Linked DNA regions of Mus musculus: regions 1 and 3 are each linked to region 2. A link is a loop called in an ENCODE intact Hi-C map of the cell type or tissue named here. Cell type or tissue: gastrocnemius. All regions are shown on one strand.

Evidence for each region. Hi-C counts contacts between places; a loop is a spot of excess contacts. Peaks named below come from ENCODE experiments on the same cell type or tissue, not always from the same donor. Only the 100,000 strongest peaks of a DNase experiment are listed, where the experiment ranks them.
Region 1: a loop joins it to region 2, with 4 times the contacts of the local background. A loop is called at or near these places in 14 of 42 quality-filtered maps.
Region 3: it touches region 2 in a loop (2.4-fold over the local background); 8 of 42 quality-filtered maps call a loop at or near these places.

The regions. Positions count from the first base shown.
Region 1 is chr10:87,548,646-87,556,645 of GRCm38, reverse strand. Pah (phenylalanine hydroxylase) reads right to left here. Exons shown (of 13, transcript NM_008777.3): 4 at 2,212-2,300. Among named protein-coding and RNA genes, the nearest start is that of Pah, 31 kb to the right of the region's middle. In gastrocnemius, a CTCF peak has its summit at 3,791 (motif pointing left); a DNase peak (open chromatin) is centred at 3,783; H3K4me3 peaks cover 278 bases.
Region 2 is chr10:88,299,801-88,307,800 of GRCm38, reverse strand. It overlaps a transcript of Washc3 not described here. Among named protein-coding and RNA genes, the nearest start is that of Gm51779, 33 kb to the left of the region's middle. In gastrocnemius, CTCF peaks have their summits at 1,338 (motif pointing right) and 3,269; a DNase peak (open chromatin) is centred at 3,295; H3K4me3 peaks cover 515 bases; H3K27ac peaks cover 1,852 bases.
Region 3 is chr10:88,161,416-88,169,415 of GRCm38, reverse strand. The region is part of intron 5 of Nup37 (nucleoporin 37); the gene reads right to left. It also overlaps the pseudogene Gm26357. Among named protein-coding and RNA genes, the nearest start is that of Nup37, 18 kb to the right of the region's middle. In gastrocnemius, a CTCF peak has its summit at 3,068 (motif pointing left); a DNase peak (open chromatin) is centred at 3,038.

The DNA of each region.
Region 1 (8,000 bases), 750 kb after region 2:
AGAGGGTCCTTGAAGAAGAACATCCCCTTCTAAGCTAGGCTGGTGTCTGCTTGCAGTTCACACCTTGAGGCCAGGCCTGTGGGGCCTGCAGCTTCAGGGAAACACCCTCGATGTTGCTCTCTGCTTGGCCCCTGTTCCCAGCATCTGATGAAAGATGGAGGGAACAGAAAGACCCTGGCGCCTCCTCTACAGGGGGACTGTGTACCTGATACGCTGTGTTTTTATGATAAAATTCATGACATGGAGAGGGTGGGAAGCCAAAGATGTAGCCCGGGTTGGCAGAGGGGAATGAATTCCGCGGAATTTTAAGGCCAGCTTTGGCTTCTGAGGGGACACAAGACTAATGGGAAGGACATGTCCCTCTCTCTCTGGACTGGCCTCTCCCACCCACCCAAATGTTTAGGATTGAGGCCAATGGGAAGAACAGAGGGTCAAGGCAGGATGCTGGCGACTGGTGAGAGAAGTCCTGATGTGTGCACCCTGCAGGTTGAGTCAGGTCAGACTTGCTTTCCTGGGGGAAGAAATCTCTAGAGCTGTTTTTGCTTGCAGGGCCCCCAGCTGAGAGGCAAAGACAGAGGCTTGTTAAATAATGTCTGAAGTGTGGCCTTTGCCACCTCTAGGCTCCATAACATGGGCTGTGTCATATACAGGAAGAAAGCAGAGAATCTGTCTCCCCCGAGCTGGTATTTTCAAATTGTTTTCAGTTTGGTTCAATTTCATTTGGTTTGACCTAGTTTTGGTCTGCTCTGGTTTGGTCTGCTTTGCTTTGCTTTGCTTTGGTTTGGTTTGGCTTTAGAGTCTTACTACATAGCCCAGGCTGTCTTAGAATTCAGGAGCCTCCTGCCTGAGTCTCACCAGTGCTCACCACCATGCCTGTGAGACAATGTATGCCAGGCTTACATAGGATGCCTACAAACACTTCCATCCTTATTGTAAGATAATTTATTCTAACATCACAACTAAGGTTCAGGAAAGCCATTGTGAGTCTTTACAAAGATGTGAGGCAGAGACTGACACTCGGTGAAACAGTGAAGATGGGTTTGTGGCTGGCAATACCTGGTAAGTGACAGCACCAGGTAGACATGCATATGTGCATACATGGGAACTTGAGTATAGGGCGACTCTCCCAGACAGAGTCAACCTGCTTATGGGAAACTGCCTCTGGGAAGAGCAAGCCTCCTGTTAGCTGTTGGACCTCACAAGGTAGTGAAGAGACGCTGAATAGACGCAGACATACCCTAGCACCAGCTACACTAAAACCTTGTTCATAAAAACAGCTTATTAAAGGCCAGAGAGTCCACTGCCTGGCAGAGAGCGGAGAACCTAAGGTCATAATAACACACTGCCCACCCACAGAAGCTACTAGACCGCCCTGAGCTTGGCCTAAGCTGTTCACTTCCAAGGACCATTGGCCCCAAGAACAAGGAATAAGAAGATCCTCTCTCTCTCTCTCTCTCTCTCTCTCTCTCTCTCTCTCTCTCTCTGTGTGTGTGTGTGTGTGTGTGTGTGTGTCTCTCTCTCTTTCACACACACACACACACACACACACCAATCCTGATCCATTCTTCTAGTGAGAACCCATTAAAAGACGAAACAAAACAGCAAAAATCCATGCCCTCTGCCACAGGACTCAGGGCACAGTGAACTTCGCCACCACTCACTCTGGTGTATAAGACTTTTGAAAGTCTGACCCAACCCCTGTGTCAGCTGGCTCTCTCGATGATGTCATACCCAAGGTACCACCCACCCACCTTCACCACTGGCCTAACTCTTCAAAGCAGATGTGAGTCTCTCAGCCAAATACCCAACCACCCCCACTGCCCCCACTTCCCTCATCTGACTAGAACCTTCTTCTCGGCTCTCTGAAGGTACAATGTCACCTCTCTCCCTGTCCCCTGGCTGTGCTTGATTTAAATGCCCATAAAACGTACAAAGGCAGAAAAGTAAATACACACGACTGTATAGGGATAGCATTTTCTGGGCAGCGGTTCACAGTCACTCTAACAGCAATGACCGAAGCAATGACGACAGTGAGGTCTCGTTAATCTTTGCTTTCCCAGTCCTGGCTTCTGCAGGAGCTCAGTAGCATTCTTGTAACTGAATAAACAAACACATTGCTCCAAGCTGAAGGTGTGGGAGGAGGGGAGAGGAAGAGAAGATGGAGAGAAGGTGGAGAGAAGGGTGGAAGACTCTTCAGAGTCCTGGACTCACTGGGTGGTCTGCATCCAGTTCGGCTCCATAGCTGAGAATCTGATTGGCGAATCTGTCCAGCTCCTGAATGGTCCTTGGGAACCAGGGCACTGTAACACAGAAAAGGACAAGTTCTGAGTGCAGGCTGTAGGACACATGGCTAGCAGCCTCTCTGAGCCCTGATCAGTCATGTTGATGGTGACAGTAAACAAGGCTCTGCATAGCTCTTAAATTCCATTTCCAGTTTCTTGGGAAACTGATTTTAAAACACAACCCAAAGAGGCCACCAGACTTAGACTGAACCTTGGCCTAGGCTGTTCTTTGGGACCCTCTGTCTCAGAGATTAAGGAACGAGGAGGGTCTTCTACCCAGTCCTTTACTGCAACTAAAGGACTCTTTCCCTGTCCACTGAGCACAGGACAAAGGCAAATTCTGCACCCTGGAATATTAGACCTTTGGAACTCTGACTGAAGCAGAGCCCACACCCAGCTCCATCTCACGCCTGAAAGTTTTCACGAACTGTCTCAAATTCATCCCCTGCCCACCCTTTATAGTAGCGTCAACAAAGATTTTCTTTAGCAGCAAAACAAATGATACATAGCCCCAAATATAAATTAGACAGAAGTTAAGAAGAGAAAGATGAGTCTTCAGACACCAACTCTGTAGCTCGTGACTCCCTCCTCAGTACCTTGGGCATCCCCTATAAAAACCTTTTGATCTCAAAGTCAATTTGACAGAGTCAGGTCACTTGGAGCTTGCTTTCCAAAGTAACACCATGGGGAAGGGCAAGGTACGTGAGTTTTGTGTCTGCAATGATGGTGTCCTTCCTAGAGAGCGATCACAGCAAAGAGAAGATGACACTATCCAAATCCTCGAGCCTTATAAGAGATGTACTGGGTCCAAGTGCCTCTGTGTATGAACAGAGACCAGGAAAGTGTGAACTCTAGGTCCTTTGAGGGAAAGAGCCATGAGGGCTGAGTGGCTGTGGAAAGGTTGAAGGGAAGATCAAAAAAAATGGTAGGTCTCTGGTTATATTAACATACAAGGTTTTAACAATAGCAACCACCATTCACAGTCTCTACTCTGACCTAGTTTCTGTTTCTGCAGTCCTTCCTTAGGTAAGGAAGATATTACAGCCTCTATTATACAGATGAAAAAGCAAGGATTTAAAAATCTGAGAGTCAAAATAATTGGCTTAAGATCAAACGGGGACTAAGACAGGGCTAGAATCTTAGGAGCAGATAGACATGGCAGGGTTCTTTTTAGTGAGCCAAGGCAGTGGCTATTAACCCTGAAAGGAGGCCGGAGGGCCCAATGTTGAATTTGCAAGCAGCCCCAGCCTAGCGCCAGAAGATCGGTGACTCTGTGTCCACTCCCTTCTCTGCGAAAATGGAAACGGTAACAAAAGGAAGGGCAGCTGATGTTTTCTGAAGCATTACCATGTGCTAGGTACTGGGGTTACATTTGAGATGGAGTTTGTCCTTTAATCCCGAGGTTGCTGTGAGGAAGGACAGAAGGAAGTAATGGGTACAGCCCAAGGTAAGGTTCCGCCATCTACTGGCTCAAGTGGGATGAGAAAGAGCACTACTGCCATCTAGTGGCCAAGTCGAGGAAATGCTCCCTGGAGCTCTAAGCAGGCGTCTCAGCAAGGATTTCCCTAAAACTTCCCCAACTGTGCTCATCAAATGAAGTCAGAGCCTGGTTTTTGTGGATCCAAGCTGCCCAAGCTCTACAATTCCCACATCAGCAATGCAGAAAAATGCAGGTGCCGCTCTAAATATTCTTTATATGGTGAACTGTTTGGATATCAGTATAACAAAGGCACAGACAGGAGTGCTCAAACGCTTTGTGACTGCAAAGCACCCTAGTTATCAACAGGTTTTTTAAGTGTGTCTCTCCTTTGGCTGAGGAACTTATCCCCGAAACCAGCCCCTTATTTCTGGCTTATGTCAGGGATAACTCAATTCCAGAGTTCCGTAGGTCACAGACAATATACATACATAATTGCAAGGCACATGGACACATGCCTGCCTGAACGCACATGCACACATAAGCACATGTGCATGCACTGCTAGTGAATGATGGAGCCAGGATTCACATCCAGCTGCCTCCATGCTGGCCCCTGGGTCTTGATCTCAATCCATCTGTCACATGGGGGCAGCAAGAGGGCCACCTGATCGACAGCACTGGCTCTCAAGCCTGACTGGCTCTTTAGTTTCTCACACTGGGGTTTTCATGACTTTAAAGCGCAGGTCACTTGTCTGCATCCCTTTGAGTGGTGACAACAGATGCTCTCTTAGCATAGGCGCTTACATGACGGATGTGGTCCTCAAGGAAGCTGCCTCCTCCCACTCTCACCAAGGCACCATGAGGAAGGTCACATTTTTTTTCCCTACTTTAGAGTAGAACTGTAGAGAGAAGGGAGAAAAGTCTAGAAAGAAAACTTCTTACTCCTGACTACTGGAACTTTGGAGTCTCTATTCAAAAATGCATTCCTCCTACCCACCATGTATAGGGGGCACAAGGTTCTCGTGCCCTAGGGAAACCAAGAATGCTACACATGGAGACGTACCTTGTCAATGAAAGGGATGTGTATACCTGCTTTCCACCCAGAGAGCTGGGAGTGAATGCAATTAACAGCCTAGTGATTTGTGCTATCTGTAGGGCCAGGCACGCCTGAGTCCACCAGACTATAGTTTGTCCCAGACCCTTCCTCTCTAGACCTTTAGCTTAAGCATTGTCTCTCACTGAATTGAAACCATCCCTTGGGGACATGTCAGAAGCCACACCTGATTCTCCCCCCAGGCCCTTAAACTACCTTAAGCTCTACTGCACACATGGATGGCATTGAGATCAATGTTACCAGAAAATCTTTTCCAAAAATACTACTACTGTTCTTAAATGCCTAAAAATATAAACGGACCGGAATCAGATCTAGAAGTTTGAACCAACACCAGCTAACTAGGTCATATTGAACTAGATTTCCTTCCTGCCCCACAAGAATCATTTCTCTTTACAGGGACCCCCCCCCCCCACAGCGATGAGAACTGCTTTCCAGCCCTGTCCCCTAAGCTTTGCCCGAAGCAGCCCTTTCTCCTCGAGCCCAGCATTTTCCTGGTGTATTGAAACTCTTGCATTGACACTGGTGTCTGTTTTCTTGTAATATCAGAAGTGCCAAGAAAAGGCCAGGTCTCCCATGAGACCTCACCTGTCTCTCCAGGTGTTACAACCAAAGGGCCTCTCTGAATGGTCCTGGTCTGGACAATGAGACCTGCCCTTCTCCCCTACACTGAGCACAATTAACAGCCCCATCCTCTCAGTTCCCATTATCCTTTGTTGCTGATTGCTTACTAATTGCCTGAGAGTCGCTTGCAGGTCAGGCAGCACCAGTGTCAGCAGGAGCCCAAGCTAAACTTTTTTGTCTGTCACAGTGCCCTCCCCAGACACTCAGGCTCCCCAGCATCCCAGCATGCATTCAGCACCCATGCAGTCCATACCCTGGGCATGAGAGGGGGCAACACTGGGCTACTCTGAGGTGATTACATTCTATGAGGGCAGCACAAAACAAGCAATAGCGAAACCACAAATACACATCACCAGAAGCTTCCAAAGAAGAAAATGGAGCCAGAAGATGGAAGTCATGGGTATGCTATTGCATTAATTTCTTTTTAAAATTCTCCAGCTTAGTTGAGGTATAGTTAAGAAACAAAACACGTATATGTATGTATTTAACAATAATCATTCTATATACATCTGCATTGTGAAATGATTACCACAGTCAGGTTAATGAATTCATCCATTGCTTCATATGGTTACCACTGTGTGTGTGCACATGCAGATGTATGTACATGTATGTACATGTATGCATGTCTACATCTGTGAACATGCATATATACAGATATATGTGTGGGTCCATGTGCGTGTGCGTGTGCGTGTGTGTGTGTGTGTGTGTGTGTGTGTGTGTGTGTGTAGGATACAAAATGTCTCTCATCAACTTCAAGTATACACTGTATTATTTTTTTTTCATGTTAGATCTCCAGAGCTTATTTATCATACAACTTAAACTTTGTACCATTTGACCAATATCTCCTGATTTCTCTGCCCCCAGCACCTGGAAAGAGCCATTCTCTGCCCCTGTGAATTTGACTTTCTGGACTCCTTGTATAAGAAAGGCCCCGAAGTATTTGTTTTCCTACGATGAGCTGATTTTCCTTCGCAAAGGCCCCCATTCATATTGCAGCAAATAGAAAGTCACCTACCATGGCTGGATGATATTCCATTTACACACACACACACACACACACACACACACACACACACACACCATTTTCTGTATCTACTCATATACCTATGGAGATTTCTCCACAGTAAACAAGGAAGTTCTGGTGTGCTTTTAAGATACTGATTTCATGTTCTTTGAATGTATAACTTTAGGTGGTATAGCTGGGTCACATGCTGTTCTAATTTAATATGAGGGGCAATGACATACTGGGTCCCATTAAACCAAACCAGTGCACTGTCCACTCAATCGTGTACAAGGATTCTCTTTTTCCACTCCCTCACCAACACTGGTCATCTCTTCCCTATTCTGTGAGTCATAGGATGCTATGTAAAGATATCTATGCCTCCTGTTCCTTGAGATGCTAGAGACTCAGTCCTACTCTGCTGGAGCCCAGAGGGATCTGGAAGAGTGGAAGTTTGTGCCTGCTTCACTGTTTTCCTGTGTCTTCTGAGTACAGTCGGTCTAGCAATGGCAAAGAGCCCCACAGTGAGGCCAGACTGTGCTCTGCTCTTTTCATTGAAGGGACCAGAGGAGTAGTGATGCCTCTTGGGACTCAGTATTTCTTCTGTAAAATGTTCATGGGAGAACAGCCACAGAGCATACCTTCATACGAACAATTAAATGAGTCAATATATATGCTTTTGATGAAAAGTTATGGTTCATAACTTGGTCAATTGTAAACACACAGAGAGAGAGAGAGAGAGAGAGAGAGAGGAGAGAGAGAGAGAGAGAGAGAGAGAGAGAGAGAGAGAGAGAGAGAGAGAGATTCAGACAATATTCATGCAAGCTCATCCGTCACTATCACTAAGCAATATATGGGGTCCACTGTTGTCTGTAACACCTTTATATGGGCCTGATTGCATATATTGTCACATATGTACACACACACACACACACACACACACACTCACAGAAGGAGAGAGTGGGGAAGGGAAGGAGAAGGGGAGAAGGAAAGAGAGGGGAGGGGGAGGGAAAGGGAGAGGGAGTTGGGTTCTTCGTCACACAAAAAGCAGAGTAAAACTTCTAGAAAAGCTAATAAACATGCCATTTCCTTTGTAATATAATTATATACACAGTTGTAATTTGACTTCTGGATCCACAAAACAGATTCAAATCATCTTTCTTTGCTGCTAGATGAACTGAATGCTACAGCAGACAGGACACATCTTAGTCCCGATGGTCAGCACACAGATCGTGGTCGATCCATGTTTGTCATGACAATAGATTTAATAATTCTGGCAGCAATGAAAGAAAGAGGAGAACCAGAGTTTGGAGTGAAGAACTGTTTCTTCATCCAGTCCGGGTATTAACACCCCTCTAAATACTGTGCCTCAGTTTCCCCTCATAAGACATGCGTGTTGTGTTTACTTTTTGCTGAGGTCCTGGGTGAGTTTTGTGTTCTGAGATGTGTGGAATGCTGTGAGAGGTGGCCCAGAGGACCTGTGAAAAGAGGCTTTCACCGCAGTCAACAGGGATTTATCTTCTGGGAGTAGAGTCCCTACATTTTCAGCCCTCAAGTTACTGTCCA
Region 2 (8,000 bases):
TTCAGAATCTATTGATCTAATCATTTAATCACTGTTCTAAGAACGACAAACACATACCACATAACCACATACCTCTACCCCACTCTCCCGTGACAAATGTCACTGGCGTGTATTTATTTACATATTTGCCATTCTTTCTCTTTACTGCTGTCAAAGCTTTGTCCTTTTGCTGACTCTCTGTTTTGCTGGGGATTGAACCTAAAGCTGTATGTATTCCACATAAATTCTCTACCACCGAGCTGCATCCCTGAGGGTTGGGGATGGGGTGTTTTGCTTTGTTTTTGGTACAGGGTGTCTCTAAGTAGCTGTGGCTTGCTAGTCTGGAACTGGCAGAGATCTGGTGGCTTCTGTGTCTTGAATGCAGGGATTGAAGAACGCACCACTGCATGCGTTTGTTTGTTTGTTTTTAGGCAAGGCCTTGATTTGCAATTTAGGGTGGCCTTGAATTGGTGACCATTTTGTGTTGGCCTCCCAAGTGCTGGAATTATAGGTATAAGGATTTAAACCATGCTACGCACCATGGTGTGTGTAGCATCTGAGAGGCTGAAGCAGGAAGTTCAAGAGTTCAAGGCCAGCATGGGCTACACAGGGGACCTTGTCGGATAAAAGAAAGAAAGGAGGGAAAGATGGAAAGAAAGTGTTTTACTAAGGTATTTATTGCTGCTGCAGTGAAACACTATGGCTGAAAAGCAAGTTGGGAAGGAAAGGGTTTAGTTGCCTTACACTTCGCATCATTTGTTCATCCTTGGAGGAAGTCAGGACAGGAACTCCAGCAGTGCAGCAACCTGGAGGCAGGAGCTGATGCAGAGGCCATGGAGAGTGCTGCTTACTGGCTTGCTTCCCATGGCTTGCTCAGCCTGCTTTCTTATAGACCCAGGACCACCAGCCCAAGGATGGCTCCTCCCACTATGGGCAGGGCCCTCCCCCATAATCTCTAATTAAGAACATGCTCTACAGCCTTGCCTAGAGTCCAGTATTATAGAGGTAAATGTTCGGTTGAGGTTCCCTCCTCTTAGACGACTCCAGCTTATATCAACTTGACATAAAACTAGCCAATGCATGAAGGAAGAAGGAAGAGAAAGCAGAAAGAAAGTGAAAGATAATGGAGAAGATGAAAAGGGTATAAGTGGAACAGAAGTGGGGTGAAGGAAGGTGATGGGAGAAGAATATGAGTGGATTATGTCATGTGCACTATGAGATGTACGATGAAACCCATTATGTGCTACTAGTATATGCCGATAAAAATTGAGAAAAGAATGCAGTTTACTTTTTAATATTTATTCGATTAATTTATTTTATGTATATAAGCACTCTATCTGCATGTACATGTATGTGCCAGTAGAGGGCATCAGATCCTATTACAGGTGGTTGTGAGCCACCATGTGGTTGCTGGGAATTGAGCAGCCAGTGCTCCTAATCACTGAGCCATCTCTGCAGCCACAAGAATGAAATTTAAATGGCACTTGAGCTAGTCACTAAGAGCAGGCTGGTGTGGGCAAGTGGCATTGCTCTCTCTGACCCATTCCTTCATATTGCTATGTCAAATGTCCTTGTCATCTGTCTCTCAAGGGACTATCAAGTCCTTGAGGGCAGGCGCCATGCCTGAATTATCTCAACAACAACAACAACAACAATAACTGAAGTAAATAAATAGTTACTGAGTTTCCTTTATATGCTAGCCTTGTGCTAGCCATTCTGTGGGTATTACCTTATTAAAGTAGGGGCTCTCACCTTCCCAATGCTGTGATCCTTTAATACAGTTCCTCATGCTGTGGTGACCCTCAACCATAAAATTATCCTCATTGCTACTTTGTAACTGTAATTTTGCTACTGTTACGAAGCATAATGCAAATATGTGATATGCAGGATAGCTGAGATGAAAGGGTTGAGGACTGGAGAGATGGGTCAGTGGTTAAGAGCCCCAACTACTCTCCCAGAGGTCCTGAGTTCAATTCCCAACAACCACATGGTGGCTCACAACCCTGTGTAATGGGATTTGATATGTCTGAAGACAACTACAGTGTACTCATACATATACAATAAATAAATCTTTGGGTCAACAATATGAAGTAACCAGTACCCACCAGAACTGTGTCTCTAGTTGCATATGTAGCAGAGGATGGCCTAGTCGGCCATCAATGGGAGGAGAGGCCCTTGGTCTTTCGAAGATCATATGCCCCAGTACAGGGGAACGCCAGGACCAGGAAGCAATAGTGGGTGGGTAGGGTAACAGGGCTGGGGGAGGGTACAGGGGACTTTCAGGATAGCATTTGAAATGTAAATGAAGAAAATATCTAATAAAAAAAGAGAGGGTTGAGACCCACAGTTTGAGCACTGTGGGATTAAATCCTCAACATATTTTATCAAAGGAGCTGCTATCATCAGTCCCATTGGCCTCTTAAGGGGGATAAACAGCTTGTCCACGAACACAGCCAGCACAGAGCAGAGATCTCATCCATCCAATCTTTGCTCTTCTTGGACCATGTGTTATTTTGCTTGTGTATCCAGTTGATGTTTAATAAGTATTTATTGAACAGAGAATTGCATACAACAAAAGAGGTTTTTTGGTTTTCAGAACAGAGAACTGGGAACAATTCTCCCTGAAGAGGTGGACCAAACTGAACATGAAAAGGGTCTACTTGATTCCCCAACACAGCTGGTTGAAAGTAACGCCATTTTCTGTTCTACAAACAACCATGTTCTATAGCAGCATGAACACTCTTCTCCCTCTCTCCCTCCTCTCCTTCCTCTCCTTCTCCCTCTTTTTTCCTCACCCCCTCTGTGTGTGTGTGTGTGTGTGTGTGTGTGTGTGTGTGTTAGTGATGACCCCCACCTCCAAGGGAACTCTGTCACCTTCCTGGGACTTCATTTACAAACCGGAGTGACAATTTCTTTACACTTCCTTCTGGCAATGGGAGAAATATCATTTCCCCTTGAGAGATATAAACTACACGTCAGACGCTCTGAAGAAGAGCAGAAAAGAACCTTCATATTTAATATTTATTGAATCCTACTTAACCCAGCATTTCCCAACCCCTTTGCCTTACATAATAATGCTCATAACTAATTCCACACTTTGTCTTTTTTATGTGGCTGGGTGCTTTTGAAGAGGCACTTTCCAGTATCCTGTATGCTCAGGAGATAACCACGGGACGTGGCTTCCAGTTGTTCCTCAGGGATCAAAGCTGCAACTATGATTATGAAATCCTGAGATTTGTTAGAAAGGTTTAAAGGTTCGGCAAATTTACAGGTCATGGCTAGTTTCCTGAAATGGACCACAGGGGGCGCTAGTGGACTGTCATAATGACTGCCACACTCCAGACTTGGCAAGGAAGGGCCAGGCTGGAGCTGTGGCAACCAGGGGCACTTGAGCAGATCCTTTCTCAACTGAATGGAAAGCTACTGAGAACTTGCTCCTATCCCTTTTGGATTTCTGTTTCTTCTGGATGGGTGGTGGTGGTGGTGGTGGTGGTGGAAGAAAGGGACAGAATTCAGAAAAGAAATCTTTTGCCCTTATCCTCAGAGATCAGGTGGGGGGTGGAATCCCATAAAGCAAGACTTTTCATCTACATATCAGTGGCTTGTGCTCACTTTGAGCCAGCTGTGGTTGACCATGGAAGGCCTTATTTTTTTCTTTATAAATTCTTTTATTATAAATTAAAAAGGAGGGCGCAGGGTGTGGTATGCACGACTCTAAACCTGGCAGTCAGAAGGCTAAGGCAGGAAGATGGGGAATTCAAGTCTAGCCTGGGCTACATATTGCTATCCATACAGGGGAGAGACAGATGTCTTTAGAATATACATTTGTTTAAATTAAAAAAAACCCTTAATGTTCTATAACTTTGCTGCTTTTAATGATCTGGCAGGCTATAAGGGGCTTTGGTGCAAAATGGACATACATATCTTTTTATCATCTTTGTCATGTGGCACATATTAATGAAGGCAGCCCAACTTAAACACAATTAACTCATGGAGTGACTTTCCCCCTTTTGGGTGCTAGGGACTTAACTCAGGGTCTTGTGTATACAGGCAAAGTCTCTACCACTGAGTTAACATTCAAGTCCTTCGGAAATACTTAGCAGGCTATTGGTTTCTTTCTGTGTATGTCCTGTCTTCCCAACCAATACTCCCTGAATGTAAGGGTTCCATTTAGGAAGACTCCTTCACAAAAGCCTTTTAAAAGCTTGCCCTCAGAAGAAAGTATAAATGGGAATTGGACGGTAGCCCACAGGCAGAGGCAGAGGCTATGTTCCCACAGAGATAGTCTGTACATGGCTGGTTCAGAGAACTTTTGAGTTTAGAGGATTTTCAACATTCAGTTAACAGCATCATTTCTTTGTATATAGAAAGTGACCAAGGCTCTCAAGTGAGGCTGCTCAGTACCAGCCCTTCCAGTGCTCGAGGTTCTGACTCCTGTTCTTAAACAGGGTGCAACCTCCCAGTACTACAATCGACCTAGTCCTGGGTGTTCCAGAGATTCCAGATGTTAATCTTCACCAGCAGCGAGGGGTGTGAAGCATCACATCACACCCACCAGGGCTCCACTACCCTGTGAAACAACTTGTTTGGACAATTTCATCTTTGTCCGAATGGGAGCAGAAGAGGAAGCCGACGCGGAACACCGAGCTCAGTTGAGGATCTCTGACCAGTCACTACCCCGCTCCTCTCGCAGGGATGCTGGGAAGAACTTGGACGTGACAGAGGAGACAGTTTACACTCTTGGAAAGTTACTGGTGCCTTAGAATTCCAGGAAGTGCTGAATCATAGAGTCACAGACTAGGAAAAGCTTCATAAGAAAAAGATGAAATGAGTATCCGCCGAACACCTTCCATAAAGTGGGGTATATTTTACTTCAACCTCAGTCGCTCCGCTCTGGGTGAGGAAACCGAGAACCACAGTGGAGTAGAAACTTGGCCCCAGTTACTGAACCCGTAAGCTCAGATTTGGACTAGGTTGTCAAATGATGGAGTCATTGCTGGGAACTATTATTATATCAAGGGGTCCTATTTTCACTTTCTGGTTCCAACCGCAGGTAACACAGCACACACTTGTGCGCGATGCCCTCGTCTTTCTTCAGAGCCTTCACTAATAGCAAAGTTCTCAAAGTCACTTGTGAATGTCAAGTTCTCCCTAGGATCTAACTGCAGTCCCTTCAGAGGCACTGCCCTCAGGGGACACGGAAAATGGCTGTAACAGTCCCAGCAGCAGCTTCCCTGACTGGGTTCCAAATTGCTTCTGTTAAAAGAATTGCCAATTCAAAACACATGCGCTGTCTTCAAGCTGGGCCCCACCCCAGATGCTAGGCTTGTTTGAGCCCCTTTCAGGCTTAGCCTGGATACCAGTCCCAATCAAGCCTGGGGACCTAGACAGACAGCAATCAAGATGGAGAAAGGCTCCTCTTCCCCTCTCACACTCCAGCCAAGCCTCAGCTGGGTCTGCTTTCTAAAGCATTTTCTAGGACTAACATTTTATGTAAACACACGAAGGGCCTCATCCTGCCAGGGCTTTGCCAGGAATGAGAAAACACCATTTCTTACGTAGAGACTTGCACATTTTCTATGTCTCTTTCCTAATAGAAAAATCTAGTCCTTTAGAACAAATGCGCACACGGATGACAGGACGTAAGGAGATACAGCCAATGGTGCAGTGGTTTGCATGGAAGAACAAATGAAAGCTTGTGGCAAATGTAGGGGACTTGGAAGCCAAAGATCTGTGTTTAAATATCAACAATGTCTCCTAGCAACTGTGTAATCCTTGGCTTGACTTCCCTGAGTATCAATTTTCTCCTCCATGAAATAAAAGTAATAATACCTAACTCTCCAGGCATGGTGGTATGTGCCTGTAAGCCTAATGCTTGAGAGGCAGAAGGATTATGAGTTCATGTTCTGGGCTACATAGCATGTTCCCAGCCAGCCTGAACTGTATAATAGGACTCGGCTTCAAAGCAGCAACAATAATAATGCTTAACTAATCAGGTAAAGTTACTAAATGCTACATAAAAAATTGCATTTATTTACTGGTAACAAGGGAATAAACCTATGGCCCTGTCCTGGTTTGCTTTCTATGGCTGTGTAAAGGCCTGGTCAAAACCAATTTGGGTAGGAAAGGTATATTTCAGCTTATGTGTCCTGACACTAGGGAACTCGGCGTAGAAAACCCAGGAAGGGGCCTGGAGGCAGGAACTGTAGCAGAAGCCATATCTCCCCCCCACACCCCAGGACTTGCTTAGCCTGCATCTTTTGTTTGTTTGTTTGTCTGTTTCAAGACAGGGTTTCTCTGCATAGCCTGAATGTCATGAAACTAGCTCTGTAGAGCGGGCTGGTCTCAAACTCATAGAGATCCACCTGTCTCTGCCTCCGGAGTACTAGGAGGGCTCGTGAGTCACCACCTGGTCTAGCCTGTACTCTTATATAACCTAGGACACACCTGCCCAGAGGTAGCACCTCTCACAGTGATTCATTTCAGTCATCCATCAAAGATGTGCCCCAAAGGCTTGTCCACTGGCCAATCGGATGGAGGAACTTTCTTAACCGAGATCCCCCCTCTCCTCAGATGCTTCTAGCCTATGTCAAGTTGACAAAAAGACCAACCAGTACAGCCCTTGTGCATGCTGAGCACATGCTCTGGCACTAAGTTATATCTCCAGCTCAATTTTTTAAAGGATATTACTATTATAACTATCGCTATTACTGGAGCAGTTTAAAAAAAGTATCAGACTTTGGAGAATAGCCTTTTATCTTGCACCATTGGGGAATATCTTTATATATTAAATAAATGCTGTTAAGAAAGTCCACATGTATTGAGTACCCACTACATACTGAGCTTTATATATCTTAAGGATTCTATGCTTTAGCTCATTGCTAGTCATCATAGAAGGTAATCGTGCTGTCTTTAGCACTCCCACTTTACAGAAGGGGAGAAGTGAGGCAAGGTCACCAAGCCCATGAGCTTCTAAGTTGTGGAATCTACGACAGTCTAACTACAGAATCCACACACCTGAGCACTATATCTGTAAGATCTCATTTATCTGAGACAGGGTCAAACCCAGCATGGCTGTTTCTTCTTTATACAGAGTATAGAGGTGAACAGTTCAGGACGAGGGGTTCTACCACACTCAAGGTACCTGCTCTGTCCCATATATACATGAAAGTAGATTATAGAGCCTCATCCACCATCCTTATAGCCCAAGAAGTAAGGGTGAAAAAGGGACAGGAGAGAAAGGGACAGATATATGTTGGTTTGTTACTAGTGTCTAGTCCTACATGTAGCCCTACACAACACCCATTGATTCCCAATGAACCCATTGATTACAGTAGCAAAGATCAATACAGACATTATTCTGCATGGCCTGTGGCCAGTTAGAAATGAGAGGATTTTTCTTGATGAAAGGGGGAGGATAACAAGAGGGTGTGTGTGTGTGTGTGTGTGTGTGTGTGTGTGAGCACTCCCTGTTCTTGCAGACGACCTGGGTTTGGTTCACAGCACTCACACGGTGGCTCATATTTACCAGGTACCCAGTTGAATGATGAATATTTTCTAAGCCCATATATTGCACCTATCTTTCAGCTCATCTCCTAGCCAAGGAAGTTGGGGACATGCCTTGAAATCTATAAACATCACTTTTACTTCCTCAGATGATGGCATGAGATGAGAACCACACCCAAGCTGTGCTAATGAATGGTTTGGGCCGAGACCAGAGCATTATTTCTTTCTCTGTTCTAACTATCCCTAGGCCTAGGCTGCACAATCTAATCTTCCAAGCTGACTAATCCAATCTAGGTTTCCTTGGCTTCTCACTGACTTGCTTGTCCCAGATTCATCCTACTTTGGCAATGTGTTCTAATCCTCTGGCTCCTCGTTCACTGGCTCATTCTCTGTTAACCTGTGCCTAGCTTGCTCTCTCTGCAACCTGTCTCTGTCAAACTTTCCTGGCAAAACTGTCACATGCACACACCACTGATCCTTCTCTCTGTCTCTGTCTCTCTCTTTCTCTCTGCTCT
Region 3 (8,000 bases), 140 kb after region 2:
ATGTAAATGAAATTAAGTTGATGGCAATTAACTAAAACTTAAAAAAAAAACACCCTAAATTAGGTACGTGAGAAAAATTAATCAGATATTAACTTCCTCTCAACTGTTTGTTAACTATGCTGTTTATACTGCAATATTTATTTATTTATTTATTTATTTATTTATTTATTTATTTAATTTGAGACAGGGTTTCTCTGTATAGCCCTGGCTGTTCTGGAACTCACTCTATAGACCAGGCTGGCTTCAAACTCAGAAATCTGCCTGCCTCTACCTCCCAAGTGCTAGGATTAAAGGCATACATCACCACTGCCTGGCTTATACTGTAATTTTATTATGGTAGTGGTATAAAATGAGGGCGAGAGACAGAGAGAATATGAGAAAGTGTACGTAAGAGCACGAATGCTCTAATGGTTATCAATGGATTAATAAGCTAAGAAAAGAAGCTTTGCCCTACTATCAAAACCTTGGCAAATGAATTTCCATATACATACTGGGCATTAAAATAAGGTGGTGAGCATGTTTCAGATGGTTTTATAGCTTTCTACTTTTCTAAAAAAAACAAAACAAAACAAAAAAAAACCTACTGGTCTAGTTCATGTCAGATAGGAGGGTTTCTTATAAAAAAAAGACATTGAGAACTAGAAATTCAGATATTAATAATTCCAAATTTATTTGCCAACAAATGTGTTAATAATATTAAAAAAAAAAACCCCAAAAACCGTGGTAGAGACTGAGAACCCTGTAGTCAGGGAACTCCCCCTCTGTGGCAGAGTACTTATCTACCATGTCTAAGGGCTTGGGTCAGAGCCCCAGCACCTCAAAGGGAAAACAAACAAGCAAACAAACAAACAAAAACAGAGCTGTTAGTACACATGATCAAATGCGTGGGAAGAAACAGGCAGTTTGTAAAGTATAGGCTAAAACTATCAGGTTCAATTACTGGGGCAAAAAGCCAAGAGTTTTATGAAATGGACATGTGTACATATGTAAATGCTTGCAATTAGCTTTAGAGGGAAAGGTTTTAAGGTCTTAAAGAAGCCTATCTGTAATGAACTGAAGGCATCAGAGAACGGGATAACACAGTGCCATTGTCAAAGAAAAGGCAACAGCAGCTCTCACCCAGCATGAATTATAACAAGGGATTCCCACTTCAACACCTTTAATCCATAAATTAAAACAAGGAATTCCCACACCAATACCATCCTGAAGATTTAGCTGTAACATGGAGGAATCAAAACTTCATCTAAATTTATGAATTATACTTACTTTAATTTTATAGGGTCTTGCTGAAATCATTTCAGGCTGAGTGCTTTTCAGCAGAATATTAACTTCCTTACCATATAGTATTAAAATGTAATTGTCATATAATTAATTAATTAAAAGATCCCACAAAGTGTGTGTTGGCATAGGAGATACCATAGATATTTTCAAGGGTTATTTCAATTGACAATTGGTGGCCGACACTGTTTGAGAACTCAAGAGGGAATTTCCTGCGTAATACACTGTTCTTTTTATTTGTTTACTGTCTATTTGAGTTGGCAGCTCATTGTCTGCTAGAAAGTGTGCTGCAGAAGGACATTTCTGCTAGCAAATGTTTTTAAACAACAGACAAAAGAAGGAATGGATGACATTAAGCGACACATCTGTATCCATTTGGCACTCTGTAATGGGTAAAGCCAAAATACAAACCACAGTACTTCTAAAAGACACAACTAGATCACATGAACTGGAGTGCTGATTAACTAAGTACGGGAGAACAGAAGGGAGAGTGCAGAGCTGTAGCTGTAAGGCAGAGAAGGCACGTTCACAACGCCCTGGTGTTGACAATACAGTTTTCAGTGACTTTGCTGTGATAGCAAAACGAGGACTTCCCTTCTGATGCTAGCTGATTACAGAAAGCAGTGGACTATTCTTTACTGAGGACACATTAGGAAAGGAGAGTGAGTTGAAAGGACTTAGCATTGACATAGGAGATGGTAGTGGCACCTCAGGGCCAAGTTCAGAGGCGGAGCTTTCTAATAGAAAGCCCAAACCTGGGAATTAAACTTATAAAATCTTGAAGACACATATTGTCAGTAGTTTACAGTTAGTTTCTATAGCTTAGATTGTAGAAAACTTTGACAGCCTTAAAAGTAGAGATAATTAAATGTAATGATAATCTGAAGCAAGAAGTTTGCAAAGGGTATGTCAATATATGTCAGATTTTCAAATATACTCTGAAGTTAGCACTGGAACTGAGTATTATCTTTTTTTAAATACTGAAGTCTACTTAGCAAGCAGTAGCAATAACTTTAATATATTAGCAATATTAATGATGAAAGAAATGGGTTTCTAATCACAGAGTAATAAGAATTAAAGCCAAGAATTATCTATGCTTGTTTTCTCTTTCATTAGCATTAATTTGCTCACTGAGTTAATAAAGGTATGCAAATGTGATCCAGTTTGTGGTGTGTTTCCTGAATCATGAGGCCATTACATAATAGTGAATAATACATTATTCTGATTTCATTCTGTGCTTGGAATTATTCAGGGGCTGGGTATGTGGTATTTAATGCTAATTATTCTTAAAGAAATGCTGCACTGGCCTATCTTCAGAAAGATCACAGTTTCCACTTTACCACTTCCATCAGGGATATTTAAAAATATCTCACATATCTTATGGCTCCAACTGGAGAAGGAGGAGAGAAACTCCATCTTAATGCCAGATCCTAAGAGTCTTTCAGATGTATGTAAACAGACAGACTGGCAAGAACTTGCTAGCATGTGATACACAGAAGTGAGATATTCTTTTTTCTTGGAACATTCTTTTGAAAAACTACACTTGTGAATAGTTTACATCATCAGTTAGTATTCCTAGCCAGTTACACGGTCACACGTGAAAAAACAAAAAAACCCCAACCAACCAAAAACCCCAAAGCAAACAACAACCATAAAGGGGCTAGAGATGGCCCAGAGGAGAGAGGTCCTCCTGTAGAGGACCTGAGCTCAGTTCTCAGCACCCATATCAAGTGGTGGTTCACAAGTCCCTAGAACTGCAGTTCCAGGAATCTAATGCCACCTTCTGGACTCTGCAGGTACTGCACTCACATTCACAACTACCTCACCCCACATATACCAAAGTTAAAAAAATATATAAAATTTAAAATGAGTCTTATCTCTTTAAGAAAAAATTTGCATCCTGTCCTTCTCCCATTCCTAACCAGAACATACAATCTATAATATTTCATATTTTATAGAGTGTATGGACGGTATATTACATGTCTCATATACATTGGTCTTAAACTAAGAGTATCCTGGTTTGCAGAAGTAAATTTTTCCCTCATTGTAAAACTTCATCCAATATTTTTAAGGCTTGAGGGGGTGGGGAGAGTTTCCTTCTGACAGCTTTTGTAATTATAGTGAACACTGAGTCTACTTCTTTTGTATCCCCCAAAGTACTAAGTATTGTATATAGTAACATGCTTAATAAATATCTGTTGATCCGAATTGTTCTTACAGAATGACACTGTTTCTAATATTCAAGAACATCTGTGATTTGCCACTGACTAGGAATAGGATTTTCTTTATTGATGAATTTATAAAATCATAAGCTTAACCCATTAACCACGTAGACAAAGGCTGCAGAGGCAGTTCCCCAGCGAGAGCGCTTACTGCTCATGCACAGGACCAGAGTTTCGTCTCTAGCCCTCAGGTTGGGCTGCTCACAATCACCTGTCACCTGAGCTTCAGGGGATCTGACAGCCTCTCCTGCCCTCCACGGGTATCCACATATATGTGGACATATAATTACACATAAGTAAAAAACTTAAAAGAAATATTTAAAATAAACCAATGAAAACCAGTTAAGTATGTGACTGAAGAAATAGCTTTGCTCTTGAGAGCAATGGCTGCAGAGGTCTTCCAATGTCCACAATGTGGGGCATTCAGGTACAATGAGGTCTTCTTTCTCCTTTGCTGAGAAAGGACTTGGTATGTTCGTTGTCTTGGCTAGCTAGCCTGGTACTCAAGTAGCTCTTGGAGGTTTCAACCCCAGTCTCCCAATTGACCAATATAGGCATATGCCATACCTAGGTTTTAATTTTTTTGTCATAAGTTTTGTAAAGTTCAGTTTATTTAAAGGACTTGGATTCAAGTTTGTTCTATCTTTTAAGAATCTTTTTCTTCCACAAGATGGTGGTAATAAAGTGTGAGAGGTCTTTAAATTTCTTTTACTAGATACAAATTTATCAATTCTCATAATTTTGGGAAAATTTAACAAGTCTACAAAAACAGAACATAAAAAAATACCCCTTAAAACAAAACAACAAAACACCTTCTTAAGTCTAATGTAAGAAAAACAAATGAACTGTAGAAAGGTCAGCTCATCCTTCACAGGGAGGAAGAGGCCTCTGGGCTAAACAACACGCATGTGGTTAAGGCATCGCCACCTCGATTGTGGCATTGAACCACTGTACCCAAGAATGGAGGAGATAAAGGTCTGTCTAGACATCTTCTGCCACCTGAGGGCACCTCCAGGGCCAGGAATGGGCTATTCCTAATTGAGTTGTTGGCCAAACAGGCCCAAAGAAACCCCCCAATAACCCAGTGGGTGTAAGGCTTGTTTGCATAATGTACATATTTTTCACATTTCTCTGAGAAATGACCTCTTTGTTAACATTAATGACTCTATGATAATCTAAGATGCACTAGCGGCAGGAGTTGAAGGTGTGGCTAATATCTCAACAAACATTAGGACCTTCAGGACAGCCCCTAAGGCTATGGAAAAAAGCTCTAAATACATGTATACACACATACACACACACACACACACACACACACACACACACACACACACACATTTCTCAACTATGCAAAATATAAGGATGCAATATGAATTATGAGGGGCTTCATGAATCTAAAGGAACAAAGGCAGCTACACTATGAACCACCTTGTCAGAAAGATAAAAAGGCAGGCAGATTCTTGAGTTCAAGGTCAGTCTGAGACACAACAAGGCTAAACCTAAGTGTGGCAGAAATGGTAATTTCAGGTCAAGGTTCTACCCAACTAGCATACAAAGAGATCTGTGCTTAACAAAGGCAGACAGATCTCTGAATTCTTTTGCAATGTTAAAAAAAAAATGTACACTTGCTGTCTCCTAAGAATCAAAGGTCAGTGGATGCTGATTCATAAAATAATCTAAAGGAAACCTGGAGTAAATGCCTGGATTGATATGGAAAATATAATACTGGACCTGTGTTCTGCAGGAGATGAGCTATCTAGAGAATTTTTTAGGATAAAGAGAATTGCTGCTGGGCTGGAGAGATGGCTCAGTGGGTAAGAGCACTGACTGTTGTTCTTCCAGAGGTCCTGAGTTCAATTCTCAGCAACCACATGGTGGCTCACAACCATCTGTAATGGGATCTGATGCCCTCTTCTGGTGTGTCTGTAAACATTTACAGTGAACTCATATACATAAAATAAATAAATCTTTACAAAAAAAGAGAACTGCTTGGAGAACAGATATACATAGACACACAGACACAGAGATAAACACATAGACACACACACACTCACAAGCCTGCAGCATGGACAGAGAGATCTCTTAGAATAGCAAGCAAACTGAATATATATAGAGAAGTCTCCAGAGAGAAAGCAAAGGACAGAGAGAAGCAGATTTGAAAAGTTGTATCAAGCAGAACAAAGACGTCAGCTCGTATCCACATTTGACTTCAAGTTGTTCTTTTCACCACCCTTAGACCCCTTCTTACTCCCCGTCTCCATGCTGAGGCTGATCCTGGGAAGTTTCTAAAAGCTGATGGGAGGCTTTGTTGCTGATGACAACACTCACTGACGATGGATAAGTCAAGCTGGTTGTCCCCCTTCCTGGAACTGTAAAGAACTCTGCGTACTATCAGAGGAGAAAGGCTAACACCAATCCAACTACAAACCTTTCAATCTACAATGGTGCTCTGTCTTCAAGATACAATGTGCAACAGAGGAAGAAAAGTTGTGTGAGCAGCCAATCACTAACTGGATTTAAGGAACACTTCAAAAGACGAGACCCGCACCTGACACTGCTCAGGGAGCCTAAAACATGAGACAAAATAGTCCATGTACCCAGCGGAAAATCAAATACTGCTGTTTGCCAAAGGAATGTAGCAATAAAATGACCAATGGCATTCTGCTATACTCATAGATGAATGCTTTGGTTAGTCATCAGAAAGCTTGCTCCTGCAGCAGATGGGAACAAATACAGAGACCCACAGCTAGATAATATGCAGAGTGAGACAGCTAGGAATACACAACCCTAAATGGGATGTCTCCCTCAAATCTCTCCCCTCAGAGCTCAGGGAGGAAGACACCAAGGAAAGGAGCCTTCTAGACACAACAGGACTGACACCCATATGAACACAGCGACTGTGTGAGCAGCATGCGCAAGGCGTGCATAGCTATAGCTGTAAGCCAGTAGGAGCCTCAGAACTAAGAGGGGAAATGAACACAATCCTCCTTACCCAACCCAAGAGTTCTCTCCAGCTGGTAACTGCTCACAAAGGAATACCTTTATCCAAAGGAGTGCTCTCACTATGCATACAAATCAAAGGCAGGTCCCAGGCCCAGCAGCAGATGCTAGCACAAAACAACTCAATGGTGTTTTTGGAAGTCGGCTCCCGGCCCACACACCACCCCCCCTCCCCCCCCTTCTGGTCATGTTTTGTTTAAGCATTATATACATATATACACACACAAATTAATTATTAAAAAATATTTATTACATATTTATAAATTTAAAATATATAATTATATAATATATATTAAATATGTAATAAAATATATACAAATATAAATTATATAATAAACATATATTACATTATTAAACAGGCTTTTTGCTTCTATATTAATGTTTCTAGTTTTGGGTTTTCATGGGATTCATCCTGTGTGTGCTAATGTGTATGTCTGTTTATATATGTTTCTTTGTTTTTTTTTTTTTTTTTCAACTCTTATTTTCCCTTTCTGTTTCTTTCTCTGACTTGTCCTATTCAGGATTGTTATCGTTTTACTATTATTGTTAATGCCTGTTTGTTTCTATTGAGAGAGCAAGAAAGGGAGTTAGTTTAGGTGGGTGAGGAAGGAGCTCTGAGGAGCTGGGTGAAGGGGAAACCCCAGTCAGAATAGATTGTATATTAAGATAAATATTTTTTTCAATTAAAAAAAGTTAAAGTAAAGAAGCAAATATAAACAAAGTAAACCAAGCAAAAAAAAAAAAAAAAAAAAAAAAAAAAAGGGAAAAAGCCCTTCTGAGAGCAGCCAGCGATGCTGTGTGCCTTGGCTGTGGCCTGCCAGACCCAGCTTCCTCCTGGGTTTTGCAGGGACACACATTTCTTCCTCTTTCAGGTGTCATTATTCTAAATACTTCTTACTAGAAAAATCATAATTTTATAGAACTGAGTCACCAAAAATAGTTTTAATTGCTTTAAATAGTCAGTTTATTATTTAGGCTTCTATTCAAACGGGTTACTAAGTCCTCAGGGCCCTTGGCTTTTATGCCTACAAACCTTTCATGTCCCTCACAAGAAAAATTTAGCAGGTAATACACAGACATAATAGCCTATAACTGTCACTATATCTTTAATTATAAGCTGGGCATGGTGGTGCACAACTTTAATCCCAGCATTCAGGAGGCAGAGGCAGGCAGATCTCTGAGTTCCAGGACATCCTGGTCTGAAGAGTGAGTTCCAGGACAGCCAAGGCTACACTGAGAAACCCTGTCTGGAAAAACGAAGCAAATAACCAGAAGAGTAAATTGTATAAAGAGAAAAAGATGCAAGGAATAGCTATGGATTTACTGTCAATGTGAGGCACTAAATAGCTAGAAGCTGTATAGATGTATGTACATTACTAAGTATGGTTTTAAAAGAACAGTAAAAACAGAAAGAATTCAAGGTGCATTCAGTGACTTTATGTTCACAGTACCGTTAAACCAGAGGGACCATAGGCTGCACTGAGAACCTGACAGGCTTTA